Regions from separate parts of the Mus musculus genome. Here region 1 is linked to region 2. Evidence: chromatin loops called from intact Hi-C (ENCODE). Cell type or tissue: heart. All regions are shown on one strand. Each heading gives the region's core, and the rest is flanking DNA. Links, peaks and the distances in the headings are about the cores only.

Region 1 (4,391 bases), core at 208-4,207, 80 kb before region 2:
GAAGGCGGGATGAATGGTTGGGTTTAGCTAGCTTTCTCCTTTTTATACAGTCTAGGACCCACATGGGAATGGCACCACCCACGCTCAGAGTGGGTCTTCCTGCTCCAATGAACCCAATCGCCATAATCCCTTCCAGGCCTGCCCAGAGAGGCTAAATAATCCATCCCGCCCAGGTGTGCCGTGTCCCCCAGGTGATTTCAGACTCTGTCCAGCTGACAACAACAACAACCCTCACAGCCGTCGGTGTAGGAACGCAACACAGAACACAGGGTCTGCAGGGATACTAGGTTCATCTTTTCCCAAGGAACCGTAGGCAAGCAAACAAAACGTTCTTAGTTCCTGGTGGTCACCCCCTTGAGGGCATTCTTTTCTTAAGAGCAGGGCTAGTAAGGCCGATGTAAACTTGTTTTTCAAGTAAATCCACATGGCTTCATCTCACATGGCAAGTGACTTAGCACCCCCTTCCCAACTCTTTTCACATCTCTCCTTTCCTCCATAATCCCTCTCCCTTCTCTCGTTTTATTTTCTTGGAAAACTGATGACATTTGTGTTGTCACAGCTGAAAAGGCTTCCCTTAGGAGCTCCTCAACTATGAGAGTTGTAAGAACCATTTTGGGTAGGGAGCCACGCAGAGTGTATGGACATCCAGCAGGGAAAGGTCGTTCTGTTCAAACACAACCATTGTCCTGGGACAATGCCATTCCCTATCCTCTGCACTTTTCCTGCCTGAAGTTGAGGTCAAGACATTGTGACACTTAGTGTCACAGCAGAGGGTAAGTTACCTGCGGAGGAGATAGGCCAGTACCTGGGCCAGATCCACATCTTCATCCTCTTCTTCCTCTTCCTCACTACGACGCAGGCCAGTCCCTCTTCGGGACAAGCCCTCAGAGGGTTCTAAGGACCCGGATCCGGCGCTGCTGCTGTTCCGTGATCCCATCTTCTGGTTACAGCATCCTTATGTCTTGCGCAGGGGCTGCTCCTGTCTCCAACTTGGGTTTGGTGAAAGCAAAGCCTGCTGTAGAAATACCAGGGTTTCCAGAAACGGGGCAGAAGCTATCTTTAGAGGGGTGACCCCTCCAGGAGACTGAGATTTCCTTCTCTTTAGCTATGACAGCTCCCAGGGTATCGGGAACATAAACCTTTCTCAATCCTGTGAAGCAAAGAAAGCCATATGAAACCTAGGGTGCAACCCTACCGTACTAATCAGAGTCCACGAAGAGGAATTTCCCATTTTCCTAACCAAACTCACCTATCAAAGTCCCCGGCCCGGGATGGCTGAATCCCAGATAACCTCTCCGACTGACCAATCAAAACCCCTTGCGGAAGAACGCATTTCACTAGCTTATCTCACACAACCAACCAGAGGCGTTAGAACTCAGACCCCCCCCACGCCTCCCTCTACTGACCAATCAGAGCAATTTCTTGCACGGGCCGGCAGCATCAACAGCCAATGAGGTTAGAAGTCAGCCTAACACCCCCTCCAGTTTAGCTTCACGCCCACGTGGTGCGCCGGGGGTGTGTACAACAGGGGGAGGGAAAATGGAGAAGCACCTCCCCCCGGCGTCTGGCGGTTACCGCCCCACGCGAGACCACCCACCAGCCAGGAGCTGTCGCAGGACCCGCAGGGGCGAGGCCCTGTTTACAGCGACTATCGCTGCGGCGCCGGCTAACAGCTCCTCAGTCGCGAGCCTCGTCCGTCACGCTTCTGGCGGCCAGGCCTGCTGACGTCACTCGACGCTCCAAGCAGTCCCTCCCCCTCGGCCCTCTGATTGGATAGCTGAGACCTGTGATTGATAGGTGGGCTGGGGAACTTGCTCAACCCAAGAGGGGCGTTTAGTCGTAGCGGACTGGAATTGGCTGCGACCTGCATTAGACGTAGCGGAACTAGACATCAAGTCTGCGAGGTGGTCCCTTAAGGTCGCTTGGCCTCGAGTGGTTTGTTTGTTTGTTTGTTTTTTACTGCGTGCCCAATCGCTCCTATTCCCTCAGCTCCCAGCAACCCCAGTTCAACCGTTTTCCCCTGGCTGTAGCGCTAGCGGCCTGTCGAAAGCAGTCCTCACTGGTGGGACCTGGGCCTCTCCACCCTGCTGTGTACACGCTTACCAGCGGGGGTCTTGTCTGACGACCCCTGGCTTCCTTTCTTGGTCTTTGCATACGCTCCCTAAGTGCCGCGGCCGTCCCCGGAGCCTTTCCGGTTGCCTTAGTGCGCACGCGCCCCTTGGGTCTGGGCTTTGCCGACCGTCCCTAGGCTTCTGTCGCTCGCCACCTCCCGTTGGTTTATGAGTAACTAGGGTGAGTCCAAGGCCAACCCTACCTTGTCTGGGATGGTTTCCTAGGCCAGAGAGGCGGGCGATGTCGGCCTTGGCCCAGAGGTGGGCCATCGCGAGGACACCTCAGCTCCCGGGGCGAGCATGTGACAGGTTCTGTGTCAGGTTTCCTGGTCTCTAGGCCGGAGACCCCAACATTTTCTCCCGATCCACGCAGGTTGTCACTGCCTTAAAATTCTTAACTGTAAACAAGCGCCCAGCATTTTGTTCTTTGGCTGGTCTCCATTAATTATGTGGACAGGTATTTCAAACATACACGGAACTTTCAGGATTCCTAGGTATTTGGGTTATTTGGCCTGGAAAGTCTGTAATAATTTTAGTATTTTTCCTTCCTTATTACTCTTCTAGTTCTTACAAGTTCTGTAGATATTTTTTAACTGATTACTTGAGGTTATTTTCACAGTGGCTGTTTTTCCACATTTCAGACTTCTTCCACTCCTTGATCTGCTCAAGTCTACTCTTAAAAGTATTTCGTTCTTAAGAGCTGACTGTTTTTTCGTTTTTTTATTACTTCAAATACAGACTTCCCAACCTGATTGTCTTTTTACTTCATTCGAAAATTTTGTCTGCCAATCAAATGTGCCTAGAAGTGCCTTATTTCTACTGGTACACCCTTTCAGAATGTCTAATCTGAGAGATGCTTTATCTTTTTAACCAGTCCTAGCCAGCCCTCATAGCCCTAAACTGTGACCTAGTGATACTGCTATCTGTAATCAAACTTGGACCTACATAAAAATGTATGTTCTGCTTAACAATCACTGATAATAGTGGGATACTGGAAATAAAAGAAATCCAAATATACAATAAGAGGTTGGTTAAATAAATTATGGTCAGTTTTGTACAGTTATAAAAATACCTGGTAGCCACTGAAATGAATTTTTTAGTGGGTTAGGAATATGTCTCTATGGGAGAGTGCTTGCTTGGCATTCTGTATATACTGGGTTCAGTGTATACATTGAACACACACACACACACACACATACACACCAAACAACAACAAAAACCCAATGTTGCTGCAGTTCTTCATAAAATAAAAATAACCGAGGGCTGGAGAGATGGCTCAGTGGTTAAGAGCACCGACTGCTCTGCTGAAGGTCCTGAGTTCAAATCCCAGCAACCACATGGAGGCTCACAACCATCTGTAATGAGATCTGACGCCCTCTTCTGGTGCATCTGAAGACAGCTACAGTGTACTTAGATATAATAATAAATAAATCTTTTAAAAAAAATAACCAAGTTTGGGCCAGTGAGATAGTGAGATGCTTCAGCAGGTAAGGGTGTTTGCTAGGTAATGGTGCTTACTAGGAAGTCTGGGGTTTTTGTTTTTGTTTGTTTGTTTGTTTTTCGAGACTGGGTTTCTCTGTAAATCCCTGGCTGTCCTGGAACTCACTCTGTAGTCCAGGCTGGCCTCGACCTCAGAAATCCACCTGCCTCTGCCTCCCAAGTGCCGGCATTAAAGGCGTGTGCCACCATGCCCAGCTACTACTAAGTCTTATGACTTGAGAGAGAATGGACTCCTACAAATTGTTCTCAGAACTCCTCATGCATACCTCCCTACTCACCCACACCCACCCAAAGAAGTAAATACAAATTTGAAAAATCCAAGCTCATTATGTGATTAAATAACAAAATGGATGATAGCTAAGGTGGAACATGAACAAAACATTATGATTAGGTCCAGAAAAGAGGCCTGTAAAATTTTTTCCTTATTATCGTTATATATGTGTGGATGCATGTGTGTGTAGTGTGTTTGTGTGTTCAGGTGTGTTCTGGTGCATGTGAACATGTGTATCAGTTGATGTAGAGGCTTGAAATGGATGTCTGGTGTCTTCCTCAAAAATTTCCAAGTTATTTATTTGAGAATTCCATACATATATACAGTGCCTCTTGACCACAGCCACTCCAGCTGCCCCCCCATCCCCCCCTCCAAGCCTCCTCCTACTTTCATGTCTTTAAAAAACTTTTACCAACTTATTTTTTGAGACAGGGCTTCTCACTTAGTTTGGAGCTAGCTGATTGGCCCTACTGGCTAGCCAGCAAGGAATTCTTCGGCCTGCTTCTTAG
Region 2 (4,391 bases), core at 256-4,255:
TACTTCTCAGGACAAACACTACAATCCCAGGCTCTTCCAGCAGCCTATGCCAGGCAATGCAACTTTCTCAGATTCAAATTCGACCCTTTACAATGCACATTTAAGACTTTGTCCACAGTTCTTTAAAAATGAAATTATCTTGGGGCTGGAGAGATGGCTCAGTGGTTAAAAGCACTGGCTGCTCTTACAGGGGACCCTGGTTTGGTAGCCAGCACTTGTATGGTGGTTCACAACCACCTGTAACTCCAGTTCCAAGGGATATGGCACCACCCTCTGACACACAGTGTAGAGACACACATGCCAGCAAAAACCCCTCATATACATAAAATAAAAATAAATAATGGAATTGTCTTATTTTATATGTCACACTTCAGTCAAGTGTTAAGGCCCCCTCTTTCAAGAAGGCTGCCCACATTATTTCTGCCAACTGTCTGATGTGTTCACTCAGGCTGTGCTTTCTCTGTGAGGGTGTCCTCCCTTGGATTTGGGGGAAGAGTGCACACCCTGAAACTTGGGGGAGACACACCGTCTTTGCAGCTTGATTCACATTTTCTTACACAGCTGGAGATGGGTGCCAAGTGTCAAGTCTGACACAGGCTTAGACTAAAGTTTATTTGGGCACCCAAGGCTTGGCACTACATAAATGGAGGATGTGTCTGGTGGTCTGCTGGCTTGTCCTGAATCACAGGTATTTTTTTTCTGGATGATGAGATGATACAGTCTCTGTAAATACAGGGAGAACAGACCTTGCCTGGGTGGAGTAGCCCACACTTGTATTTCCAGCACTGGGGGAGCAAGCTCATGGCTAGACAGGGCTGCAAGATGAATTACATACCGCTCTGGCTCCAGTACAAGCTCCTGGCCCCCTTAAAACAAAACAAACCAATACTAACAACAAAAAGCCCACATAAGGGTCTGAACACAAGAAATGGCTTGTAGTAGGTAAATGAAACATAGTGAACTGCCTCTCCCCAGTGCCCACGAGCTCTATGAGCCAAAGAACAGGAGAGCATTTATTAACTCAGACCAGGGAACCAGGAGCAGGCATTTTTTTTTTTTTGGGTGGGGGGAGGGTATCTAAGGGATCATGCAAGGTTGAAGGACCAGAGCGACTTTTGAATCTCTGGCCGGGAGAATCTGGTTGTACTTAGACTTTGGGATGCAGACATAACCGAAAAGGGTACACAATAAAAATGTATTGGTGAGAGTCTGGAGAGATGGCTCAGTAGGTAAAAGGATGTACTTTTCTCATAAAGGACCTAAGGTCAGTCCCCAGCACCCATATCAGGTGGCTTATGGCCACCTGTAACTCCAGCTTTAGAGGGTTCAAGACTCTCTTCTGGCCCCCATGGCCACCTACACTAACAAGTACTCCCCTACCATACTCAGAATGAAACATAATGAAATTAATGTTTAAAATAATATTGGTGGACGAGTTTGGGTGTGAGCATTAGGATGCTAACAGGGGTCAGCATGGGTTGTATCTCACCAATGCAGTCCTAGAAACCAGGCAGGAAGGCACAGGCTGCCTTGCCTCCCTTCTGCCATGCCTTGGCCCAGCACCCATATTCTGCCTGCTCACCGTGGTTATCAGCTTTTCTCGATCCTCTGCCTTCCCCACGTGGCACACGATGCCAGTCACACTCAGGCCCTCTCCCTGTAGTGTGGCCACTGCACGGTCCACATTCTGCTGTTTGCGGCTGCTGACGACCACGTGGGCCCCATCTTCAGCCAGGCGCCGGGCGATGGCAAAGCCGATCCTACGAGGGTAAAAGGTGACACACTGTCAAGGCCTCTACCGCAGAGAAGAGGGCGAGAGCATGCGTGGGCTCTGCTTTCAGGCTTTCAGCACTGGACCCTCGCTCTCCCTGTATTCGAGCTTCACGCATTTCTACTAGGTAGAGTAGGCTTTTAATGGTGCGGACAGAAGGATAAGCTCAGATGATTTTATTATGATCTTGTCTTTTACCCCAGTTCCCGGGACTGACATCACCTGCCACAGCCTTCATGACCGATTATTGTACCTATGTCCAGTTGGGAAAGAGGGGAGAGAAATAGATGAGTGTTCAGTTGCCATGGACTTAGGGGCCTTGCTGGAAGAAGCCCATATCCCCAAATACCTCTTACCACACTACAACCTCACAATTCTATCTTTTGATATATTTGGGGGGGGCCTTCACCAAAAAAAGCATGGCTCAAAATGTAAATATCAATTACATATTTTATAATAGCCAGATGTTAGCTTTTCATAGACATCTGCATTACAGATTTTCAAGGAGTTTTTTAATTTAGTAAGGTCCTGTGGGGATTAAAAAACTGGATAGTTGAGAGTGGTGGGTGAGACAGGCTGGGCACGGAGGCCCAAATATACAGACTGAAGTAAAGATCTGGGCACGGGATCCAGGTAAGGGGTCCCTAGGGAGCAAGAACAGCAAGCAGAGCTTTGAAGCCGTGACTGGTTGTTTTGGTCTTCCCAGACTCTAGGTGGAGCTGTCGATTGGGGCAGCCCAGAAGCACCGGGACCTGGGTCCTTCTGGCAGCGCCGAGCTCTCACAAAGCCGAAGGCAACAGTGATACAAGGGCTAGCCTGTGGCAGGGCCAGGTCGGGGATTCGGAGCGATTTCAGGTCCACCATGTGGGTTTCCTTTTTCTCCCTCGGGGTGGCCTTTGGCCGCATCTGAGGCTCGAGGACAACAGTCCAGGAGTTAAAGAGTACTTGTTTCTGGATGAAGACTCTGGCTCTGGTACTCACCCGTCGGTGGAGGCTGTGACCAGGGCCACCTTATTGGAGAGAGGGTTTCGACGAGTCAACCCGGAACTGGCCATCCTCACCGACATCCACGCTTGAGTCCAACCACCTAACAGCCGTCCCGCTTTCTGCATAGTTCAGGCCAGGGGGTTGGGTTGAACTCTGCTAGGGGAGGGGACTGTTCAAAGGGCGGGAGGCTGGTCTAGCTGGGAGAGCTCTGACTTCCCAGACTGCCTGCCCCTCTTCTAGGACCGGCTCTGCGACGGCCCGGGACTAGGCGGGAGCCGCGGCGGTTGCGAGCGCTCCCTGCTGGCGCCCCGCGCCCCTTTGCCTGATTTGGGACTCCCGCAAATTCTCAGTCCAAGTTTCCTTCAAGACCCCCACACCTCTTCTACCAGAACCCCCAGCTTTTCCTGTGCCCCAGCTGCTCCTCCCACTTCTGCTGGTCCACCTTTTTTTGGGATGGGGTCTTAGGAGAGTCGTTGGAGAGGAAGCTTTGCAATTTTATTTATTTTTGTTTTGCTTCCTTAAACTCCAAATAATTCTTCCTTTATAAAAAGCCTGGGTTTGTATGCAGGACTGCACAGACAACTCATTTGGTAAAATGGTTGTTGAGCAAGCATGCTGGCCTGAGTTTGGATCTTCAGCATTAACATAAAAAGCAGGGCTTGTCACCTAACAGCTGTATTCCTAGCTTTAGATACACAGACAAGATGATTGTTGAGGCTTTTGGTCATCTGGTCTTGCCAATCCATGAGCTCCGGGCTCAGTGAAAAACCCCGTCTCAAGAAAAAGATAAGATAGGGAGTGGTAGAAAACAGTCCACGTTGACCTCTCGTATAGGCACATGTGTGCATACCCTACTCCCCCAGCCCCAGAAACACACCATGATGAGCGTAGTAAAAATGCCTTTAGACATGTAAAAAATAGCTTATTCAGGAACCCCACTACACCCATGGCTGTACTGATAACCAGAACATCACTCACTCAGGATAACCAGACACAGTCCTAGCACCCCACGATGCCCATTGGACAGTATCAAAGCAGAGACCAAGGGCAATGCTCTGCTCTGCACAGTTGGAGAGAAGCTACCCAGATCTGCCCTGTGTCTGGAGAGTCTTGCCAAGGATCCTGACCCTCGAATCAGAGACCACTAATAGAGGCTAGACCCAACCTTCAGTTAAGATATGTTACACAGCTGAGAAGCCCTGGGGAGACAGGCTTAGGACCTTAGTTAGGAATTTAGAGAGTGAACCTTGTGTGATGACCCTCTGCGTAAGAAAATAACACACACACACACACACCACACATCACATACAAGAAGGGCAAATGAATGAATGTTTTGAGACTGTCTGTGGAGGTGACACTTGTGCTCCTCACAGTGTCCATGTAGTGAGGGATGAGGAGGCCAGGTGACAAATGTGATAAGTTGTGACAGCTGGCCTAGGCCTGACACTATCTTTCCCTATGGCACAAAGTCTATTGCCAGTGGTTCTCAACCTGTGAGTCACAACCCCTTTGGGTTTGCCTAAGACTATTGGAAATATCAAATTTTTTCATTATGATTCATAACAGTAGCAAAAATTAGTTATGAAGTAGCAATGAAAATAATTTTATGACTGGGGGCCACAACATGAGGAAC

Evidence for each region. A loop is a pair of places that touch in the nucleus more often than their neighbours do. Peaks named below come from ENCODE experiments on the same cell type or tissue, not always from the same donor. Only the 100,000 strongest peaks of a DNase experiment are listed, where the experiment ranks them.
Region 1: a loop joins it to region 2, with 2.4 times the contacts of the local background. A loop is called at or near these places in 1 of 42 quality-filtered maps.

The regions. Positions count from the first base shown.
Region 1 is chr14:55,557,834-55,562,224 of GRCm38, reverse strand. Dcaf11 (DDB1 and CUL4 associated factor 11) reads right to left here and starts at 2,196. Exons shown (of 15, transcript NM_133734.3): 1 at 2,104-2,196; 2 at 783-1,015. The coding sequence starts at 937. In heart, for the core only: CTCF peaks have their summits at 1,385 (motif pointing left), 2,183 and 3,485 (motif pointing left); DNase peaks (open chromatin) are centred at 1,454 and 2,244; H3K4me3 peaks cover 2,697 bases; H3K27ac peaks cover 2,350 bases.
Region 2 is chr14:55,477,395-55,481,785 of GRCm38, reverse strand. It overlaps Dhrs4 (dehydrogenase/reductase (SDR family) member 4), which reads right to left and starts at 3,028. Exons shown (of 8, transcript NM_001037938.2): 1 at 2,753-3,028; 2 at 1,583-1,760. The coding sequence starts at 2,883. In heart, for the core only: CTCF peaks have their summits at 2,480 and 3,067 (motif pointing left); DNase peaks (open chromatin) are centred at 2,555 and 2,915; H3K4me3 peaks cover 1,576 bases; H3K27ac peaks cover 884 bases.